2 separate regions of the Mus musculus genome follow, and region 2 is linked to region 1. The links are chromatin loops, found by intact Hi-C in ENCODE. Cell type or tissue: heart. All regions are shown on one strand. Links, peaks and the distances in the headings refer to the core of each region. The heading gives the core; the rest is flanking DNA. Region 1 holds the start of Pdap1 (PDGFA associated protein 1). Region 2 holds the start of Zkscan14 (zinc finger with KRAB and SCAN domains 14).

Region 1 (11,682 bases), core at 2,558-10,557:
CATAAACCCTGTCTCAAAAAACAAAACTTAAAAACAGCAACAAAAGCCAATAATCCCAGAAATGAGCAGAGGCAGGTAGGGCATTGTGAGTGTGAGGTCAGTCTGTATATAATAAATTCCATGTCAGCCCGGGCTACAGAGTGTAGCCTTATTTCAAAAATAACAACACCAACACACACAAATGACTTCAGCTTTCATGGTAAGAAAACTGATGACTGATGGGTTTGCAAAGATAATCATTGCTTTAATTTCCATTTCTGGAGCCACGATCTCCCACTACTGCTGTGGATTTCCCTAGTGCTATTTGTATTTTGATGCTAATTCTGTTTCCCCAAGAGGGCTGCCTGGGACGTGGAGTGAATCATTACTCGGGTGACTTCATGTGAGCCTTCTCCCCATTTTAACTTGTAAAATAAAGACTAGAGCCGGTGATTGGGCAGTGGAGGGGAAGTGGAGCTAAAAAATTTTGGGGGGAGAGGGAAAAAAAAGTGAGGGGGAGAAAGAGGAGAGGAAGGAGAGAGGAACACTGAAGTGGAGGACGAGGTAGAAGGAAAATGGAGCAGCAGCACGTGGCCAAGAGAAATCACAAGTTAAGAGGGATCTCATAGCTGTAGCAGTGTAGGAGTAGATCTGCCCAGTCTAGGCACGAAGCTTGTATTCGTATTGAGTTGTGTTTTCCTTGCATGGGCTTATTTGGGTTGGAGATTTACCACAACACATTACAGTCAAGGGTTAGCTGGAACTCCCTAGTCCTCTGCCTCTGCTTCCCAAGTGTGTAAGTATAGGTCTGAACCATGACACTTGGCTTTTGTTCCCTTTCTTTTCTCTCATCCTCCTCTTCCTCGTCTTCTAGTTTTTTAAGACAAGGGTTCCTGTGTAGTCCTGACTGTCCTGGAAGTAGGACACATAGAGATCAGCCTGCCTCTGCCTCCTGAGTGCTAAGATTAAAGGCATGTGCCACCAGACCCAGCTTTTTATAAACTACTGTATAAATCCTGAAAGCCACTCAAGTACAAAAGAGCCAAGAGGCAAGATGGCCCAGGGACCAAGAATGCTTTCTAGATAGGTCTAATGACCTGAATTGGATCCCCCAGACCCACATGGCAAAGAGAACCAAAACTGCAGGTTGTCCTACAACCTTCACACGGAAGTCAAAACACATGCTTGCCTCCATAAGTATGGACACACAGTAACAGTTTTTTTAAAGGTCAAGAAATTTAGCCATTTACCTCTGCTTATGGCTTTCCTCTTGTAAAAGAGGTCGAAGATATAGCGGGTTTTCTGGTGATGGATCCTGAAGATGGGCCACAGAGATTCCACTTTCCTCTTTCCCTCATGGGGTTCAGTTTCAGCTGGGAAGAAAAAAAGCATGTATGTGTTCTGGAGCTAGTCATTCTACAGAGGATGTAGCATGTTTGCTTAACTATAGCTATGACTATTTTATATCCATGCAGATAGTAATGCAAATAATGAACAATTAAAAGGGCCAACAAGGGGGCTGGTGAGATGGCTCAGTGGGTAAGAGCACCCGACTGCTCTTCCGAAGGTCCAGAGTTCAAATCCCAGCAACCACATGGTGGCTCACAACCATCTGTAATGAGATCCGATGCCCTCTTCTGGTGTGTCTGAAGACAGCTACAGTGTACTTACATATAATAAATAATAAATCAATCTTTAAGAAAATGCTGACAAGAACTGGCGTCCTCAAGCCCTTCTAGCAGAACGCAGACTGGTGTAGGAAATGTCAGGCAGCTCCCCAAGAGCTTAGTTACTGTGAGTCTAGGAATACATCAGAGACCTGGAAATAGACTTTTCACTCCACATTCTGATTTCCTTTATTTTTAGAGTTATGTCAAGAAATCTCTTGGCCCATAGCAACTCTGTAGGTTCTGGGTATTTCAGAGACAGTCTAGCACAATCAGTTGAGAAAAGAGAAAACCAAGTTAACACTGGCTTAATAATTATTGCTGCAGGTATGACCTCATAATAGTAATGATCAGATTAGCTATAAACAGGTATTCCAAAGATTGTTGTGAACAGACATTCAGGGGGAGCTGAAGAGAAGATTCAGTGGTTCTTACAGAGAACCCAGGTTCTATTCCTAGCACTCAGGTGGCAGCTCATAACTCACTCCAGTCCCAGGGAGCCAACATCCTTTTGGTCTTTCTAAATACTAGACACAAACAGCACACATGAGGCAAAACACTCAAGCCTATTTCTTAAAAAAAATTTCAGGGGGCCCATGGGATACATCAGTGGGTAGGGGTGCTTGCTCCCAAAGCAGACGAGAGTCTGATCCCTGGAACCAACAGGAGAGAACTGACTTCTCTAAGTTGTTCTCTACCCCTCCACACTAACTCTGTAGTACTACCCTGCCTAACACACATACAAATACCAATTTAAGTAGTCATACAGGAAGATGGCTTTTAAAGTTATCATCTTGCCAGATGAAATCACCTAAGGGAGCCCCACTTGAAGAGTGACCTAAGTCATATTGGCCTGATTGAGGTAGAAAGGCCAACTCTGAATATGGTCATCATTCAGACGCTGGAGGTGTAAGGCCAGAACTGGCTAAGGGTGAACAAAGCGAGTTGGCTGAACTTCTGTATTAAGCAAACAGCATGTGTTCATTGATCTCTCTCTCCTGAAGTTTGGTATCTCTCGTTTTATGTATGTATGTGCACTAGTGTACCTGTTGCCCATGCATGTCAGAAGATGTGTTGGCAAGAGCAGTAAGTGCTCTCAACCACTGAGCCATCTCTGCAGCTTGATTCTCTGCTTTTGACTGTGGAGGTGATGTACTTAGTGCAATGACAGACTGTAACCTGGAATTGTAAGCCAAATAAACCTTTCCTTCCCTGTGTTGCTTTTGGTCTGATGTTCTATCACAGGAACAGCAATCAAACTAGGACACCAAAGGCGAGCACATCCTTTGATAGAATTTCCAAGGACAAGTAGACTGTAAAGTAAAGGCTCCCAAAGCCCTGGGGCAAAGACCATGGGAGAAAGACTTTGTGAGTATGTGGCAGAGTTCTAGGCCAGCTAAAGCTAGAGTCTCAAAAAGAAAAAAGGGCATGGATAAAAAGACTTCACAATGGGGCTATTCCCAGCACTCCTGTCAGAGTGGCTTACAACTGCTTGTAACTCCAGCTTTAGGTGTTCTCACACCCTCTTCTGGCTTCCCCAGGCACCTGTGCTAGCATGCGTACATCTCCCAACCCCACCCCAAAGTAAAATAAAATCTAAAAACAAAAAAACCCCAACACACAGTGAGCTGGGCATTGTGGGAAACACCTCTTTAATCTTAGTGCTAGGGAGGCAGAGGCAAGGAGCTCTCCATGAGTTTGAGGCCAGCCGGTCTATACAGTGAGTTCCAGGATAGCCAGAACTATGTCTGCTGGAGACCCCGTTTCCAGCCAACACTAAAAGTAGCACAGACCCCCCGATCTTTCACAAATACACTAATAATGAAACAACAACAGACCTTTTTGGGGAGAGGTATGATAGCCTCATTAATGTTACTTTACTCTTCAGAACCTTCAAAACACTCTGAGCTGATAGAAAAAACATGACCAGTTTGCTACAAGCCTCTTCTCGGTGTTTTTTTCTTTCTTTCTTTCTATCCTTGGAGACGCTGAGCCTTGATACTGTCCAGCATACCCAGGCAGAAAGACCCCACTCACCTTCTCTCATCTTTTGATCTAGTTCATCCAACGTTGGTTCAATCAACTCCCAGCCATCTGGAGGTGCTTTCCGGCTTCTTTTGACCTTGGGCATTTCCCAGCAAGATAGCTTATAAAGATCTACAAGAAAATCAACTGCTTTCTGAGCCTCAGGTTGCCAAAGGGCTTTGACAGCCATTCCCCTGCTCCTCTAGATGTCAAGCTCAGAGAGTAAAATGTATGTTATGTCCTTAAGTAACCATGCATTGCCTCTGCCCCGTTTCAGACCCAAGCAGGTGTCTCCGTATCCTCCCCAGACTCTTCTCTGGGCATGAGCTGTTCCCCCACCCTCAACACACACACTCTACACCAGAGGAATAGGAACAGCAAAACAGCCCAAGAATAAAACACTTGAGGCCTTGCTTGAGATCTACTGGAAGGGATGGATCTATTGTTTATCTCATGCTATAAAAGCGTCTAGGGTAGAAAAGAGAAGCCAGAACTGTCAGAACTTCAGCCTCGGGAAGCTCACTTCAATCAGGAGCTCTGACTGACTGCTTCAGTTTCCTCACTCAGCTTCTGCGGGAGCTGTGAGTAACGGTCGATGGTGTCATCCCTACTTGGGACCGTTTACTCTTTTGCTTGGAAGCCGAATCTGAGATATCTCTATATTATATCCAGAACCCTATTGGGCGCTTCAGCTGGATGCCTTAAAGTGGCTTCCCTAACTGATTTCTGCTGGGTACTTTCTTATCTCTATCCTTCCTTCCCGAGTCTCTCTAGCTATTTTTTCCTTTGCTTTGGATTGCTGTCTACCACTCATGAGAAAAACATATGTCCATGGTAGATCATTCTCCAGAAGGCCCAGAACAGCTACTCAGCTTCCCTAGAAGGGAACTGTGACACACACGCATTCTCCAAGCATGTGTGAGGTGGGGCCAGAAGGATTGAGAGTTCAAGGCCAGTTTTGGGTATATGGTGAGCTTGTGCCCAATCTAGACTACATAAGACCCTGTCAAGAAATAAAGAAAAGAAAGGAAGAAAGAGGAAGGAAGACAGACAGTAAGAGGGAGAGAGAGAGAAATAGAGAAGGCAAGAGAGAAAGACAGAGAAAGGAAAGAAGGAAGGAAGGAAAGAAGGAATGCACAATACCTTTGGGTATTGAGAGTAATATAAAAAAAATTCTTGGTCTTCACAGTTACAAAGCTGTGTTCTTGTCCAGATTTACCAACTATTCTGTGACTCTGGGGGAGATCACTTTTCTTCTGCAGTCTTCTGTCTCATCTGTAGAATAAAAGCAGTAGATTACACACGTTAAATAGCCGCCAAAAATCTCTCTTTTTAGAACAACAAAGCAGGCCAGTCAAAATCTAAATAGAAACGCTGTTTTCTTCTTCTTCCGATTGCATAAAGCTTTCTAGCTGGCAAAGAGTAACCTATCAGCATAACAGACTCATCTGCTCAAAACTGTCTTTAGTCCCATCCACTGTATGGTGACTGACACTTTACAATCCCCTATTCCCACACCCCTTCTTAACAATTTAATAAATTAAGAATAAAACTCTTAAGACGTGGACTCAGGGTCACATTGCTGACAACCAGTGAGTCTAACAGATTAGAGGCTCCTGACTTCCCCATCAGTGGTCTTTGCTCTGGTTTTTCCAGCGCTTACGTTAAAAGATAGATTGACTCTGAGCCCTTCCCAGGGCGCACAGCCTGATTAGAGAATCACTTTCTCCTGACCTAGGAGGACTCAACCCGAGAGGCTCTCGGGGCCGGGGAGAGGTAAAACGAAGAGGCGATCGGATCAGGAGGAAAGAGGTGTTGTGTTGGGCTGTTTACAGACGTAGAAGAGCGGGAAAAGGGGTGAACAAGAGCGAAGTTACGGAAGGGACAGTGGCAGAAAACTCAAGAGCAGCATCTGAGAAAAAAAGCGGTGTTTAGACAGAAAACGGTCCCGGAAGAGAAAACGACGTGGGAAAAAAACACACACGCAGAGAGAGAAAGAGCGAGCCCCAAGTTTACCATCCCCTGTGCAAGTCATCGGAGACTCCAGCCTCTGCCGCATAAGCAGCTCACACAGCTCTCCTGCCCGTAACCATTGCCAAAGATACGGTACTCGAGAACCGAGCAGAGAAACACTCACCGGAAACTCAAGCACCTAAGGCCGCTGCTTCTTTATTGACGGCTTCCGCTCCGGCGACAAACTCTTCAGAATAAGGCCCTCGCGGGGCCCCGCCCACCTCGCGCGGAGATTGCGTCATCTTAGGTGTCCCTGGCGCTGCCTTTGTAGAATTCCGTAAACCGTACGGCCCTTTTCCTCTCACTTCCTGTAGGGGTGGCCCACACGGCTACGTGTCTCCTCGGACAGGGACACCGGGGAACGCGGATTCCTGGCAGTACATATTCTGGTCAGGAATTCAGGCACCTCCCAAGACAGCCCGGCCTCGGTGTGAGGTCCCAGATCCTCGCAGCCGTGGCGGCGGTGGCGGCGTCAGTGGCGCGCGGAGAGGGAACCAAGCCGGGCGGAAGAAGTCGATTCCAAGGAGTTTCCGGTTCCGGTGTCAGTTCGAGGCGCCGCCGCCGCCGCTGCAGCCGCCGGAGCCGAGATGCCTAAAGGAGGTGAGGGGGTGGGCGCGCGTGGTTCGCGTGGCTTCTCTAGTGGCGGCCGTAGGCGGGCTGCCGCGGACCCCTCAGCCCGCGGGTCTGGGGCCTCTAAGAGATCCGCGCTGAAGGAGGCCATCCCCGTCGCCTCCCAGCCATGCGTGGGCCTCGACGCTCAATTGTCCTGCCTGGGAAGCCGAGGACCACAGTGGTTGAGGGCCTCTCCGTCGGGGATTTTTGAGGAGACTCACGGGTGCTGGGTCCTTGTCCTTGAGGAGAGCAGGACCCAGGAGTCTCGGCCAAGCCTCCGGAGCATCTGAAGTTTGTCCTCCCATTTGGCTGGCCGGAGACTGAGTCACCGCGTCCCGCGCTGGTGCGGTGCCTGGCTGCCTCGAGCATAAAATGTGGCTTTTGTGGAGCTTTTGAGGAGCCACGCCTGCCTCATAATAAGACCTTGACTTGATGATGTGGGACCTGGCTCTGATTCTCTCCTTGCACCGTAGCCACTAAGGATGTGCTTCTGAGCCAGTCGCCTAACTTCTTTGTGTCCCGGTTTTGTCGTTTCCAAAAAGGGGGTTGGGGTGGGGGACATTGATTATATTTTCCTCCTGTTATGAGAGAGGCATAAACTAGGTAGCCCACGTACTCAGCCCAGTGCCCCGCAGCCCCTAAATGTTCAGCTATTACTGTGTGTAGAGACCAAGAAAACAAGTGTTTCCCATCGTACATTGGTTTCACCCCTTAGAATCAGGGGTTTGAATACCAGATATATCACATCTTAAGTCTGTGGCCTCAAACAAAACTTTTCCAGTTCGTTTTCTTCATCTGAACTACAGGGGTATTAATAAGGCTTAGTTGGATGAGTAGGAGACAGGCGGACAGGAGTTACGGTGGCAGAATAAATCGCTCTAAGGGCCTGGCTAGCTCCCAGCACAGAACAGATGTTCAGTAAATGTTGGCAGCTCACGTGTTAAGCCAGTTAATGCAGTGAGCCCACAGGAACATCTGCCTGGAGATTTTCAAGCTTAAATTGCTTCCTGTCAATATTCAGATATTAGGCTCTACAGGGCCAAGTGTGTCTAAATCTAGTTCTCTGCTGATTTATCCTGCGTCTAGAGGAGCACTGTCTTTGTTTCACAGTCTCATCTTTAAAAGGCAAAGGAACTTTTTTCAGCTCCTGACTCCAAGGTTGAGAATTACAGTTCGGCAGTCTTGAATATGAAATCATGGCTAATGGACTTAGTCTTGATTTCTGGGAAGCTTTGCAGGCAGATAAACAAAGCTTGTTTCCTTGCTTGGGCTAACATGAGAAAACAGTGATTAAAAACTATTTTAAAAAATCCCCCAGGAGCAAAGGACCAATTCTGTTTTCAGTATACTGTGAATTATTTTTTTAAAGCATCTTGAAAGAGCCTCAGTAAAACAAACAAACTAAGATCACGAAAGGGTGTTGCTTTTTTTGTTTGTTTGGCTGGTTGGTTGGTTGGTTTTTTGTTTTGTTTGTTTTTAATGGTAAAGCTTGGTATCTCACAATAGGCCTTTCATGAGCATACCTAGATACACCCCTGGGAACTCAGGTTGTCATTAAAAATGGGCGGTGTAGGCTGTTGGCAGCTCAATTACAGCTCTGCAGCTGCTGTCTAGGAAGTCACTGTGTCTCTGCAGTGGTCTCCGGAGCTTGCAACAGTTCTAGCTGTCTAATCATAGATTCTCTACTCATAGCAAGGGGTCTGCAGAAATCAAGAAAGGGCCTGTTTGGCAATAGAGGCCACAGTCACACCTGCATCGAGATGCCAAAGGCTTGCAACCCAGCTGTGAGACTAGCTTTAGCAGGGATTGGTCTAGTCGTCCGGCTAGCACATGAGGGTATGGCACTGATCCTCGTAGCTGAATTGTCTCTGACAGTCCTGATCAGTGTTAGACTGCTGTTGAGTCAGTCTATCTTTAATTTTGCCAGTTTAGTTGTTTTATGTGAGATTTGTATGTGTGTTTTGTTTTTTTGTCCATGTGTGTACAAGTGTACCATGCGTGCAGAGCCCACAGAGGTCGGGAGAGGGCTTTAGATCACCCAGGAACTGGAGTGATTCTGAGCTGCCCTGTAGGTGCTGGGAACCAACTAGGGCTATATGAAAGAACAGCAAACGTTCCTAACTGCTGAGCCGTTTCTCCAGCTCTATTTGCTAGTTTAATTCTGAATACAGAGTTTCTGTTGGTCGATGTAGCACCAAGATAAGCATGGAGTATGTCATTCTCCTGCTGCCACTGGCAGTTGTGTGCTCAGGAGCCATGCTGACTTAGGTTTTACTGCCAGCCAGTGTGTTAGCATTAACAGGTTAACAGACGCTGTGTGTTGCTCCTCCAATGCCAGGCACCATTCTGGTTGCTTTACCAATGGTGTCCACCCTACTTCCATGGCAGCCTTGTGGGGAAAAGGAAACTGGGGAAAAGGAGGCTCTGGGAAGGCACACACAGAGACACAGATGTAGGAAATGGTACAACTCAGATTGGAACCTAGAGCTTTAGACTCCCGAATTCTTCCTCTTTTACACATTGTTTGACGTTAAGTCTCCTCGTCTGTGGTACAAAGCCAGCAGTGGCTCTTGTGCTGTACCTTTGCTCTTTAGAACACTACTCCATATGTAGACCAGGCTGGCCTGGAACTCAAGAGATCCATAGCTTGCCAGCCTCTGTGGTCTCAAATGCTGGAATTAAAGATGCCCAGCTGTGTTTGGATTTTAAGCAAACAGGATTCAGTCAGACTGTATCTCCCTCTCCTCACCTTAGGTCTTGTTCTTAGGAACCTACATCGGGCAGTCTGTGCATCGGGTGTCATAAGCCGCTGCTTTTGTTCTTTGAGATCACTGTAGGTTTGGGTGGTACTTGGTGAAGGTAGGTGAGGTTCCCTTGGGCTGAACAGGACAGCCTTTTGGGAGTCTGTGTAGTGAAGGCTGACGTCTCTCTCACCTTCCTAAACTACTGATCTTTGTGCAGGTAGAAAGGGAGGCCACAAAGGCCGAGTGAGGCAGTATACGAGCCCGGAGGAGATCGATGCCCAGCTACAGGCTGAGAAGCAGAAGGCCAACGTGAGTACATGTCTGTCTGCTCCAGTGGTCCAGTATGTTGCCTTGTTCTGGCTTTTGGGGAGAACAGGAAAGGACTACTGTTCTCCAAGAGACATCACACATGAGGGTGGGAAGGACACCAGATGGCAGGTGTGAGCCCTGGAGCAGCCAGTCACAGTCACAGAAAGGTGGTCCTATGATTGGACCAACAAGAAAGGACTTTGCCCATTTTGCAGGAGCTGTTTGGTGGTCTCCACTCGTGGTCCTGTTTGCCTGCCTTCTAGAGGCCCTCTCTCTACCAGCTGCTGTCCATCTACAGCTCCTATCAATTCCCTGCAGCTCCCCCCCACACACACACACACACAAGGCTACCTGCCAGACTCTATACAACATACAGCCTGCCTTCCCGTTCCCCCACTGTCCTGTGTATTGCTATTGGCTCTGTTCAGCATCACCTCTTCTGTGACATACTAGTGCTGCCTGCCCTCCTCCAGCTCCTCTGTGCTGAGATACCCTGTCCAGTCTACTCTTACCTGCATCCTCTGCAACAGTGAATATCCACACCTGAAGTAAGGGCTTAAGGAAGCAGGCAGCCCCTCTCCCAGGATCCCTGAGAAGGGGAGAAGCCATCTCTAGCTGGAATTCTGGGAGTTTTGAGAATTTGAATTTTGAATTTGTGGAGTTCCTGGCATGGAACCTTGGAGTTTTTCGAGACAGGGTTTCTCTGAGTAGCGCTGGCTGTCCTGGAACTCACTCTGTAGACCAGGCTGGCCTCGAACTCAGAAATCTGCCTGCCTCTGCCTCCCAAGTGCTGGGATTAAAGGTGTTCGCCACCACTGCCCGGGTGGATATAAGGGTTTGTTTGTTTGTTTGTTTGTTTGTTTCCAGAGCTGAGGACCGAACCCAGGGCCTTGCACTTGCTAGGCAAGCGCTCTACCACTCCCCTGGATATAAGTTTTTATTGGGCTTTCTTACTTTGTTTTTTTTTTTTTTTGGACAAACTATGTGCAGCCCAGACTAGTTTGCACTCTTGGCAATCCTCCTGCCTTAGCCTCCCATGTGCTGAGATTATACTTATAATTAATTATAGGTATGTTGCCAGGCATGGTGGCACATGCCTCTAATCCCAGCACTTGGGAGGCAGAGGCAGGTGAATTTCTGAGTTTGAGGTCAGCCTGGTCTACAGAGTGAGTTCCAGGACAGCCAGGGATACACAGAGAAACCCTGTCTTGAAAAACAAACAAATTATAGGTATGTTGACTCTTTCTAGTGATTTTTTTTTTTTTTTTTTTTTGTGAGACAGAAATGTAGATGCTGGTAGCCTGCCAAGGTGTGGTCTTGGGCATTTGGTGCCAAAAGGCCATATGTGGACAGGTGTGACCATGGGAGCATACAACCAAGAAGGCATGACCAGGAAAGTTACTTTGGCAACTGTTCATAGCGGGTATCAACCCGGCAGGTGCAGTTTTTAGCTCCACACCTGGGTCTTTGTGACCCTGTGAGATGTCCTTCTTTCTGAGCTGAGCAAGATGGCTATAAAGGATCAGAGAGTCTTTTATGGCTGTATCAGGACCTTTGACTTCTGGTCTATGATGCTGAGTGGCCACTTTTTAGGACCTTTGTCATACTAGGCTTGAGCCTTCCAGAGGCTTAATGTGAAGGTCCACAATCAGAGGGTGGCTGTGGGTGTTATATTCTTGGGGGTCTGTTTTGCATTTTTGATTCTGCAGGTTGTCCATTTCTGAAACAGGAAGAAGATGAACAAGAAGAAGGTGGAGATGGGGCTTCAGGTGACCCAAAAAAGGAAAAGAAATCTCTAGACTCAGATGAAAGTGAAGATGAAGATGATGACTACCAGGTGAGTCTGTAGACTGCAGGCCACACTCATTCACTGGGCAGATAAATGTGTGTCTGGGTTTTTAAGACAGGGTCCTATATAACCTAGGCTACTGTGACGACCTGACAGTTCTGCCTCCCCCTCCAAAAGTACTGATTTATGAGCATGTACGGCCAACCTCGGTTTTATACTGTCCTTTAATCAGAGGGGTTAGATGCATACCATGGTAGCATATGAAGTCCAAAAACAGCTGTGTGGAGTGGGTTCTCTCCTTCCACTGCTGTGAGTCCCAGGGATCAAACCCAGGACATCAGGTTTGCAAGACAAGTTCTTTACCCACTTCCTGTCACTGGGAGTTAGAGGCTCATGTATCCTAACTTGGCCTTGAATTAGTTGATGAACTAACTGGTGTTCTGTTTCATGCCTACCATTAATTACCAAAAGCTCTTGCTCTTTAGGACTCAGGATCTGGTGGGAACATACAGTGAAAATGAAGTAAAGGAACAGTGGAAATTCA
Region 2 (11,682 bases), core at 1,344-9,343, 62 kb before region 1:
TATATATACTTACATACATTCAGGCAAAAGTTGCATACACATAAAATAAATCAAATTTTTTAAAAGAAGAAGAAGATGCTAGAGAGATGGCTCAGTGGCTAAGAGCGCTTTTGCAGAGGATCCAAGTTCGGTTCTCAATAAACACAGTAGTTGGCTCACAACTGTCTGTAACTTCAGCTTTAGGGAACCCAATGCCTTCTTCTGGCTTCTGAGGGTATCAGCACAAGCAAACACATAGTTTAAAATAAAATAAAATAAAATAGGACTAAAGAAGTGGCTCAGCTGTTTATAGAGCATTTGTTGCTCCTGCAGAGGACCTGGGTTCAATTCCTAGCACCCACATGGGCGGCTCACAACCATCTACAACTCTAGCTCCAAGGGACATTAACGCCCTTATCGAGGCTCCACGGGCACATACATACCTGCAGGCAGAACACTTATACATACACAATAAATAATTCTTTTTTGGGGGGGGGGTCGAGACAGGGTTTCTCTGTATAGCCCTGGCTGTCCTAGAACTCACTTTGTAGACCAAGCTGGCCTCGAACTCAGAAATCCACCTGCCTCTGTCTCCCGAGTGCTGGGATTAAAGGCATGCGCCACCATGCCCAGCTACAATAAATAATTCTAAAAATCTAAAATCTTTTTTTTTAAGTTGCTGAAGTAGTGGTATAGCTATGTGTGAGAAAATAGCTGAAGCCATATTAAAGGCAGTACATCAGAACACATTCTAAATGAAGCAGTCTGTCAAAAAGCGAGTTTAAAACAGACTGAGGAAAGGTTTTCAAAAACTGCAGTGAAGAAAGGATTCTAAAAGCATGAAACCCAGAAACCAGGAAATAAAGAGTTAACCTGGGGGCTGGAGAGATGGCTCAGCAGTTAAGAGCACTGACTGCTCTTCCAGAGGTCCTGAATTCAATTCCCACCAACCACATGGTGGCTCACAACCATCTGTAATGGGATCTGATGCCCTCCTCTGGTGTGTCTGGAGACAGCTATGATGTACTCACATAAATGGAATAAAAGGGTAAAAAGAAAAGAAACACAAGTAGGGAACGTGAGCTTAATTTTCAAAGAAGAAGGGCAGGAGTAGGAAGAAACACATTATTCTTTAAAACTCATTACATGTTGGGTACAGTGGCACACGCCTTTCATCCTAGCATTTGGAGGGGCGGGGCAGACACAGGTGGATCTCTGTGAGTTCGAGTCTACATAGAGATCTCTGGTCTACATAGTGAAATCCAGAACACCCAAGGATACATAGTGGGGCTGTCTCAAAAACAACAGCAAAGCCAGAATATGAACGACTGAAGCACCACAGGGCTAAGACTGCATGGCAGCTCCTTCCTCACTGTCCCCGTTTCCTCTTGCAACGCACCTGTTGTCTGCGCTCCTCCAGCTCTCTCTGGATACTCTCTATCACAGCCACGGCTTCTTCCCCACTCTCGGGGTGATGCTCTCTCACCCAGGCCTGAAACTCTTCAGGCAGGATGGTGAGGAACTGCTCCAGCACCAGCAGCTCCAGGATCTGCTCTTTGGTGTGCAGCTCCGGCCTCAGCCACTCACAACAGAGAACCCGGAGCTGGCTGAGAGCATCGCGGGGTCCTGCTGCCTCATGGTACTGGAAGTGCTTGAAGCGCTGGTAAAAAGTCTCAAGCACTGGCCGGTTGTATCCCTGCATCCAGGAGCAGTCCTCTTCTTCTACTTTCACTATGAGAAGGTCTGCTTGCTCTTGCGAAGTCTCAGCGGGAGGCTCTAAGTGTATAACTGCCCTGGATTCTGTCATTATCATTCCAACTGAAGAGTCTCTAGACTCTAGCCCGTTACACTAACCCGATTTGTTCTCTGCTCTTCTAAAGGGCACTTTTTGTAGTGAACAACCTTACTGGAATGTCTGGAATTATTATTAGCTAAGAGAGGTGGCAACGACGTCATCTAGACTAAAGAAAAACCACTCAACAAAGTCATTCACTTTAAGATATAGAGAAGTTAGTCATCACTTCTCCCATAAAACAGCTAATAGCGACTACGTCCAGATTTTAATAACGTAAAAAAAAAAAAGGCCATTAAAAAGTGACATCAGGCCCAACTTAAAACAGTTTTAAAAATGAGAAAGTCCATATCTCATATAAATAACGGGACAAAATTATTCCAGACGGAGTCGTTTCTTCTCTCGATCATAAGCCAAACTGAAGTCAGTATAGGAATGAAACCCATTAAAATGGTCATATCTCATTCTGGCTTTCAAGCCATAAGAGCTTGATAGATAAACGAAAGACTTCATTAGTTCTATGAGAAGTACGGTTATACTAAAAAATTTGGACCTGGATTCTTTGTAATAGCTCCTGACCTGGAGACAGAGACCAGCCGGGTCAAGGTTAGGGACAGGACTCCAGTGTGGACACAATGTCCTACCAGCTCCTCTCCAGTCTTTAAGTCCCGGGGACCCAAAGATCAAACTCCCCGCAGCCCAGGCTTGGAAGATGGAGTTCTCACAAGCCAAGAGAGAGGCAAGTCCGACACTTTCCAACAGTTCATCGCCGGAAGTAACCAAGTACGAGCTTCAGCCATAAATCCCACCCCCAAGAGCGCTTCCGCAGCCTCTCTAGGAATCCCGGAGGTCCTAGCAGCACAGCGGGAAGGAGGAGCTACTCCTGAGCCCGCCCCCTTGTGGAGCTGACCAATCAGTCACCCTCAAGCAAGAGGCTACAAGAGCCTGGGGAAAATAGAGCTAATCTATTTCCCACCCCCAAAACCAGAGCATGGGCTTAGCTCAAGGGTAGGAATCTAGGGGGCCGGTCGGGGAAAACAAACAAACAAAATAGGTCCACCCTCTCTCTCCTCTGATTGGTCGAGCACAGCCTCACCCACCCACCCACCGCAGCACTCTGGAATTGAAGTAGGTCTGCACCATCCTGGCCACTTTTCTAAACACGCAAAGATTCTTTATTGCCCTAGAGTGGCTGAGGCTCTCGGGACTACATCTCCCAAGGAGCTGCGCGCGAAGTCTAGCCAATATGGCTGTGGCTCTCTGTCTCCAGGGCTTATTAATATGCTGCCGGGGAGGCAGACCTGACTGGCTCCGTGATAGAGGCTCTTACTGCCAAGCCTGATGACATGAGCTGATCCCTGGACTTGAGACATCCAAAAATTGTCCTTTGACTTCCACAGCTCTCCATGTAAGCCCCTTCCCCGCAGGCATTAGGTAATTTTTTAATGTTAAAGGGCATCAGGGTGTCTAGTCCGAAAGTTATATCAATTAATTGTTCGTATTTTTTTTCTATTGCTTCTGCACTTGACTAGCTTTTGAAAAACAAAACAAGCCGCGCGGTGGTGGCGCACGCCTTTAATCCCAGCACTTGGGAGGCAGAGGCAGGTGGATTTCTGAGTTCAAGGCCAGCCTGGTCTACAAAGTGAGTTCCAGGACAGGCAGGGCTACACAGAGAAACCCTGTCAAGAAAGGAAGGAAGGAAGGAAGGAAGGAAGGAAGGAAGGGAGGAAGGAAGGAAGGAAGGAAGGAAGGAAGGAAGGAAGGAAGGGAAAGAAAGAGACAAAACGAATGCAGCAGAGGGAAGAAAGAGAGAGAAAAAGGAAGAAAAAAAGAGAAAAACAAAACAAACAAAACGAATGCAGCAGAGGGAAAAAAGCGCCTGTTGCTGTATCGGCTGAAAAGCTGAAAGATGCGCCCAGAGCATGGCAGCCAGGCGGCTGGGGAGAAACAATAGTTTGAAGACAGAAGTTTTGCTTAAAGCCTGTTACCCTAAATTGTAAATCCCATTTTAAATTATCTACCCCTCTCTTGAGGCGTTTTCATCATTTTCCAAGTCCTTCGAATACTGGTAGTATCAGAGAACCTGTTGTCACACTTCAGGGGCCCACCAAAACAGACTACCGTGGAATTGCAACCCCTGCCATCAGTGGAAGACCTAGTTACAGAACTAAGGTCACAACACTGGGGGCGGAGGGAAGGGCATCTCTCAAATCCACGACTGAAGCAAACTGTATTTTGAGGTGTACCCGGGACTGTCTAGCGGGCCATCTCACTCTAAATCACTCCTGTGGTTCACAACCTTCAGTAATTCTAGTTCTAGGGTATCCGATGCCCTCTTTCTGGCCTCTGGCTGGCCCGGAACTCTCGTAGGCCAGGCTTCCCTAGAACTCACAGAGACCCGCCTGCCTCTACCTTCTGAGTTCTGAAATTAAAGGTGTGTGCCACTAATGCACTTCAAATTATTTGTTTGTTTTTTCAGGCAGGGTTTCTCTATGTAACCCTGGCTACCCTAGAATTTCTCTCTAGACCAGGCTGGCCTCAAACTGAGAGATTTTCCTGCCTCTGCCTCCTGAGTGATGGAGTTTTTTGTTTTTTAACGTGTACAGTGTCTTGCCTGAATTATATCTATGCATCACAAGTGTGCCTACTGGCCACAGGATGCCAGAAGAGGGCAGTCAGATCTCTTGGGATTAGAGTAAGTGTGCTTGTTCCTGTGGTGTCAGAACTAAACTCTGGTTCTCTGGGGTGTTTTTGGTTTTGGTTTAACGTGATTTATTTATTTTACCTGTCTGTTGTGGCACAAGGTTTTAAATCCAGAACTGGGGAGGCAGAGGCAGGCAGATCTCTGTGAGTTCGAGGCCAGTCTAGTTCCCAGAGCTAGTTTCCATAGCCGGGACTATACAAAAAAACCCTGTCTCAAAGAGTCAAAAACAATTTTTAAGTAATTAAAAGAAAAATATACATGTGTATATAGATAGATAGATGTAGATATAGATATAGTTTTACTTTATTTATGGCTGTTTGACCTGCACCATGTTGTGGGAGCCAGTAATTAAACCTAGATCCTCTAAAAGAGCAGCCTGTGTCTTTAACCGCTGAACCATCTCACCAATCCATCTTTTTTTTAAAATTTATTTATTTATATTTATTTTTTTCAAGACAATTTTTTTCTCTGTGTAGGACCCCCTATCTATCTAATCCATCCATCCATCCATCCATCCATCCATCCATCCATCCATCCATCCATCCATCCATCCATCCATCCATCCATCCATCCATCCATCCAATCTGTCATGACTGTCATGACGTGGCCTGCGGCCCCTTTAGTAAAATAAGAAAGGCGAACCATAGAGATGCATCTTAGTCCTCCAGGGCGCTTAGAAAGACCTTACGCAGGCGAGGCCTCTTCCCAGAGGCGGGGTTAATTACGCACTTCCGCTTCGGTTTGTTTTTCTGTCACCTGCCGAAATGAGAACTGAGAAGACCGGGTTCGCGTGTGTGCTGTGTCCGTAGTGGCCTTTTCTGGGCCTCGTTTTTGGAAGAGGGTAGCACTCCGCCTCGGTTTCAGAAAAGGTCCGTGAAGTCATTGGGCTTTGCTCTTCTAGAAAACAAGCTCGACCTGGACGGTCCAGAGGCTCCAATGGCTGCAGGCTCTGGGGTCGTCCCGCCACCTCTCGGTGCTGGGCTTTGTACGGTGAAGGTGGAGGAGGACTCTCCGGGGAATCAGGAGTCCTCCGGTTCCGGAGATTGGCAGAACCCCGAAACTTCTCGAAAACAATTCAGGCAGTTGCGCTACCAGGAAGTGGCCGGCCCTGAGGAGGCGCTGAGCCGACTTTGGGAGCTCTGTCGGAGGTGGCTGAGGCCCGAGCTGCTCTCCAAGGAGCAGATCATGGAGCTGTTGGTGCTGGAGCAATTCCTCACCATCCTGCCCCAGGAGCTCCAGGCCTACGTGCGGGACCACAGCCCTGAAAGTGGGGAGGAGGCTGCGGCCTTGGCGCGGACTCTGCAAAGAGCACTGGATCGGGCCTCTCCGCAGGTGAGACTCGAGTGGACTCTGCATGGCACCAGAGAGATGGCTTAGTGTTTAAGACCCTGAGCTGCTCTTCCAGAGAATGAACTCAGTTCCCAGGACCCCATATAGAGGGGGCTCACAACCATCTGTAGCTCTAGCTTCAAGTGATCTGATGCCATGTTCTAGGCATCTGCATTAACGTGCCCGCGTGCCCAGTCGTGATGATTCAGAGAATACAGCCTGGTTGTCTACACACACACACTTTGAATGAGAATGGCCCCTATATTTGAATATGTTAGGTCCATGAGAAGGCACCTTGGAAAAAATAAATACTCTTGATACTTATTACTGGTTTTGAGATACAGTTTGATTTTTTTTTTTCTTAAAGGTAGAGTCTCACTGTGTGTCCCTATCTGACTTGAACTCATTATATATTATACCAGACTGACCTTTAACTCACAGAGATCCACTTTTACTGTACCTCCAAAGTTCAGGGATTAAAGGTGTGGACCATCATTCCTAGCTTAATTGAAACAGAGCTCGCGTGTGCCTTTTAGAATACAATCTACAATCATTGTCAGTGTAAAAAGTCTAGTTTCTTTTTATTTTTGTTTCCTGTGTGTGACTATGTGTATGAGTGTATGCCACACGTGTAGGGGTGATCAAGGAGCACAGAACAAGGTAGTAGACCCCTGGAACTGGAATCACGTGCTGTTGTATGTTGCCTAATGTGGGTACTGGGCACGTAACACAGGTCAGTCTTCTAGAGAAACAGGAAGCACTCTTCTGATTCATCTCTCCTGCTCGTGAAAAGCTAATCTCAAAATATTCTTTAGATCCTCCCCACAAAATGCCATTTTATACTTTAGCTATGTTTTTCCATCTCAGCACGAGGGACATTTGGGTGAATGCTTAGTTGTTAGGGGCAGACATTCAAGCACTTCAGATTTTGGGATCTTGGGTTTCGAAAATGCTGGAGCACCGATTTCATTCCTGACTGAACTGTGAGATACTCTGAAATTGTGAACAGTACATACGGCTCACTGTGACTTAATGGGTCAGAAGTTGAGTCCATGCTCAGCTGAATTCATTGTTCCTGGGCTTGGGGTAAGGCAGAGCACCACTACAGAAGGGTCTGCCGGAGCACATATGTTCACTTCCTGGCTGTGAGGAAGCAGAGTGGGGATGCAGAAAGGTGTCAGGGCAAGCTAGAGCTCTCAGGACATTCCTCTGCATCTTCCACCTAGAATGTCTCTCCCTCGTCCCCAGTTGAATTAGGATCTTATGTAGCCCAGGCTGGCCTAGAACAGCCCACTATGTAGAGGGAAGAGTATGACCCTAGCATTTCTGACCCTCCTGCCTCTACTTACTGAACTCTAGGATTATAAGTATTTGCTGTCACATCTGGTTTATGTGGTCCTGGGGACTGAGCTCAGCTTTGTGCATGACAGACCAGTCAGTAGTCTTAAACTGAGCCACATTCCAGTTTTAATTGCCACTTTGGTAAGCCACAGTGATAGAACTCGAATATTTCACCCTTGCCTTCCCTAGACTGTCATAGATGATCCACAGAAAGTTTTTCAAGGTTATAGGAGGAACCAGGTAGCACATGCCTTTAATCCCAGCACTTGTGAGGCAGGGCTACACAGAGAAATCCTGTCTCAAAAAACAAACAAACAAACAAAAAAACAAAAAACACAAAACCTAACCAAAGACATTATATGTGGCCTTCTAGTGAGAATCTTGAGTCTGTATGGATGTGACACCTGGTGGCCTATAGCTTAGTCTGGAAATAGGAGGTGAGACCTTCGGGAGGCAAAAAGGATTCTGAGATAGTGCCAGGTGTGAGAGATTTCCCCGGGGAAGATTTGACAAGATGGACACATAGTACCTCAGCACAGGTAACCAACCTCTCGGCAGAATATACATTAGAAGAAATGGACTAATGTAAGTTATGATCTAGTCAGAGAAGAGCCTAGCTATATGGCCAAGGTATTTGTGAATGTATTTTGGGTCTGAATTTATTTCAGATTAAACTTCTACAGAGAATGGCAACTCTCCTCACTGCTGTGAGTAGAGCAAATTGAGGGAAAGGCTTGTTGAAGAAGAGCTACAGTCTGAGGTCAGGAAAGCGTGGCAGGGGGAGTGGCTGGCCACCTTGCTTCAAGGTTAGCAGTCAGGAGGTGGATGCTAGCGTTCCCTTGCTGCCTTCTTTCTGTTCATACAGTCCAGGGCTGACCTTCCCTCCACAGTCAAAGCTGTCTGGAAATGCTCGCACAGGTCAGTCTGGAAGCTTACTTTTGGGTGATTCTAAATCCAGCCAGGTTGGCACTGAAGATGGTCAGTAGCAGGTCCCTTGGTACCCAGTTGACACAGCATCTGTGGTTTGTTACTTGACTCTCTCACACTAACTCCTTCCACTCTAGAGTCCAGCTTCCCCTTAGACTAGTGGCAGTGTTTGCAATGACAGCAAGTGCTAAATGGAGATCTTATGCTATTATAGGGTTTTATGACCTTCAAGGATGTGGCTGAATCTCTGACCTGGGAAGAGTGGGAACAGCTGGCTGCAGCTCGGAAAGGTTTCTGTGAAGAGAGCACAAAGGACGCTGGGAGCACAGTTGTGCCTGGTAAGTGCTGTTCTCTGATGAGTTGTCGAGTGCATGGCTTGGGAAGCTGCTCTAGTTTTCTCCCAGTTGCTGTGAGGGAACATTCTGACCAAAAGCAGCTTAGGGCAGGAAAGCGTCACAGTTCATCACTGAGACAAGTCGACGCAGGGACCTGAAAGCAGGCTACATAAGATCCTGATTCAATTGGGGGTAGGGGAGAGACATCCTAGGTGGAAGATGCAGAGGAATGTCCTGAGAGCTCTAGCTTGCCCTGACACCTTTCTGCATCCCCACTCTGCTTCCTCACAGCCAGGAAGTGAACATATGTGCTCCGGCAGACCCTTCTGTAGTGGTGCTCTGCCTTACCCCAAGCCCAGGAACAATGAATTCAGCTGAGCATGGACTCAACTTCTGACCCATTAAATCACAGTGAATCTTTTGTTCCTTAAGTTGTCTTAGGTATCTGTCACAGTGACAAACTGACTTAAACAGCATTATAAGGAAGAACAGTAGGAGCCATGGAGGACACTGTCGAAGGCTGGTTTAGCCTCGGATAGCATTCTTTTTCTGAACAACAGCTTGTTTTGGGTTCTGTTTCTTTCCTTTTTCTTTCCTTTCTTTCTTTCTCTCTTTCTTTCTTTCTTTCTTTCTTTCTTTCTTTCTTTCTTTCTTTCTTTCTTTTTTGTCTTTTCATCTTTAACTTTATTTGTCTTGTGTGTGTGTGTGTGTACATGTGCCACTGTGCTTGTGTGGAGATCAAAAGACAAACTTGTGGAAAGAAGTTTTCTCTTACTACATTGTATGGTGAGGATCATCAAACTTAAGCTGTTAGGCTCGCTATAGGTGCATTTACTCACTGAGTGGTCTCTGCAGCCCCATCATCCAGCTGTCATATGTAGTTCGAGACCTTCTTGCTGAGGGATGGTACCTCCCACAATGGGTTGACGTGTTCTGCATCATAGTAATCCCCCACAAAGAGCCCACAGGCCAGTCTGATCTAGGGGTGCTTCAGTTGAGGCTTTCCTTCCATGGGCTATGTCAGGTTGACAGTTTTTGCAAAGCAGGGTTAGTAGCTGAGGTCTCTATGATCTGTGAGCTAGTTTGCCATTCACAAACATGGGTTAAGAGCCTTAGAAGTTCTTTTGTGACTTAGGCTGGGTTTTTCTGTTCTCTATTTTATTTTGTGTACATATGTTTGTTTCTAATAATTTTTGTTGTGTTTTTGAGACAGGGTCTCACTGTAACTCTCCTGGTCTGGAAGTTACTATGTAGCCCAGGCTGTTTGGACTCAGAGATCTCCCTGCCTTGGCCTTCAGAGTGCTGGGATTCAGGATATGTGCCGCTACACCTGGCCCTCAATAACTTTTGGTTAGCCGGGCGTGGTGGCGCACGCCTTTAATCCCAGCACTCGGGAGGCAGAGGCAGGCGTATTTCTGAGTTCGAGGCCAGCCTGGTCTACAAAGTGAGCTCCAGGACAGCCAGGGCTATACAGAGAAACCCTGTCTCGAAAAACCAAAAAAAAAAAAAAAAAAAATAACTTTTGGTTGTAGTTGTTGTTTTTGTTTTTGTTTTTTCGAGACAGGGTTTCTCTGTGTGGCCCTGGCTGTCCTGGAACTCACTTTGTAGACCAGGCTGGCCTTGAACTCAGAAATCCGCCTGCCTCTGCCTCCTGAGTGCTGGGATTAAAGGCATGCGCCACCACACCCGGCTCAACTTTTTAGTTGTTCTTTAATCATATATATATATATGATGTACTTTGATTAGAATCAACCCCCATTCCTCTCTTATCCCTTCCCCTCCTCTGGACCCCTTCTTCCCCAAATGTTCCCTCCGACATTCCAGTTTGTGGTGTTTTGTTTTAATTAAGGCTGCATGTGCAGGAGTGTGGGGTAGTTTCTCAAAGCACAGGCAACTTGACAATGGCTACATCTTGAAGAAAAATCATTTTGACTCCCTCAGCAGTGATTAATGACCCACAGTCTCTCAGCTAGAGGTGGGATCTCATCTGCCCCTCCCCATCTGTATGTGTTTGTGTGGGTGGACATGCATATAGAGGTTTATATGTAGAGGCCAGAGGACAATTTGTATGCACCTTCACCCAATGCTAGGCTGAACTGGCATTGGAACCTTGCCTTCATATGTTGGCATCACCAGCTATGCCCGTTATAGCTTATCTGGGGTGATTTTCTCATATTAACCCAGCCCACATTCATGGGATGAAGGCTATCAGCCTGTTCTGATATCCTTTCTGTGTCTACCTCCTATTGTAGCTGTGCAATAGGACTAGGGAGGAATGCCTTGGTAGCTGTAGGCACAAGTACAGAAAGAAAGCTTTTGACTGGACAGGCAAAGTGCATACCCCTGCTGGGCTCAGTTCCACATAGAGAGTCTGGAGGAGGACACCTAGAAGCCTGCTAGAGGCACTTCCTTTACCAGCATTTTCTATTTCACTGTCACACAGGCGTGAGATAATAGCAGCTTTTATTTTCATGTTTCAGGCTTGGAAACACGAACTGTGAACACAGATGTGATTCTAAAGCAGGAAATTTTAAAGGAGGCAGAGCCACAGGCATGGCTACAAGAAGTATCCCAGGGAATGGTCCCAGCACTTACCAAATGTGGTGACCCCTCTGAGGACTGGGAAGAAAAGCTGCCAAAAGCTGCTGTACTGCTGCAGCTCCAGGGTTCTGAAGAGCAAGGACGCACTGCCATCCCGCTTCTCATCGGTGTGTCCAGAGAGGAAAGGGACTCTAAAAACAATGAGTCTGAGAACAGTGGCAGTTCTGTCCTTGGTCAGCACATCCAGACAGCAGAAGGACTGGGCACCAACAGTCAGTGTGGGGATGACCACAAACAAGGTTTCCATGTGAAATGCCATTCAGTGAAGCCCCACAGCTCTGTGGACAGTGCTGTAGGGCTTCTTGAGACCCAGAGGCAGTTCCAGGAAGACAAACCTTACAAATGTGATAGCTGTGAGAAGGGCTTCAGACAGCGCTCGGACCTCTTCAAACACCAGAGAATCCACACAGGTGAGAAGCCCTATCAGTGCCAAGAGTGTGGGAAACGCTTTAGTCAGAGCGCTGCCCTCGTTAAGCACCAGCGGACACACACAGGTGAGAAGCCATATGCATGCCCAGAATGCGGGGAGTGCTTCAGGCAGAGCTCACATCTGAGTCGGCATCAGAGAACCCATGCCAGTGAGAAGTACTATAAATGTGAGGAGTGTGGGGAGATCGTTCATGTTTCCAGCCTGTTCAGACATCAGAGACTACACAGAGGGGAGAGACCATACA

What was found. A loop is a pair of places that touch in the nucleus more often than their neighbours do. Peaks named below come from ENCODE experiments on the same cell type or tissue, not always from the same donor. Only the 100,000 strongest peaks of a DNase experiment are listed, where the experiment ranks them.
Region 2: a loop joins it to region 1, with 4 times the contacts of the local background. A loop is called at or near these places in 2 of 42 quality-filtered maps.

Annotation. Positions count from the first base shown.
Region 1 is chr5:145,134,569-145,146,250 of GRCm38, reverse strand. Pdap1 (PDGFA associated protein 1) reads left to right here and starts at 6,226. Exons shown (of 6, transcript NM_001033313.4): 1 at 6,226-6,284; 2 at 9,258-9,349; 3 at 11,079-11,186. The coding sequence starts at 6,272. Bud31 (BUD31 homolog) reads right to left here and starts at 5,875. Exons shown (of 6, transcript NM_001310771.1): 1 at 5,809-5,875; 2 at 4,815-4,946; 3 at 3,684-3,803; 4 at 1,230-1,352. The coding sequence starts at 3,777. In heart, for the core only: no CTCF peak of the experiment used is centred there; DNase peaks (open chromatin) are centred at 5,470 and 6,030; H3K4me3 peaks cover 3,469 bases; H3K27ac peaks cover 1,849 bases.
Region 2 is chr5:145,195,405-145,207,086 of GRCm38, reverse strand. Zkscan14 (zinc finger with KRAB and SCAN domains 14) reads left to right here and starts at 5,205. Exons shown (of 3, transcript NM_023322.2): 1 at 5,205-5,807; 2 at 8,287-8,410; 3 at 10,888-11,682. The coding sequence starts at 5,412. Zkscan5 (zinc finger with KRAB and SCAN domains 5) reads right to left here and starts at 2,528. Exons shown (of 6, transcript NM_016683.2): 1 at 1,379-2,528. The coding sequence starts at 1,792. In heart, for the core only: a CTCF peak has its summit at 2,674 (motif pointing left); DNase peaks (open chromatin) are centred at 2,666, 5,276 and 5,716; H3K4me3 peaks cover 3,430 bases; H3K27ac peaks cover 3,237 bases.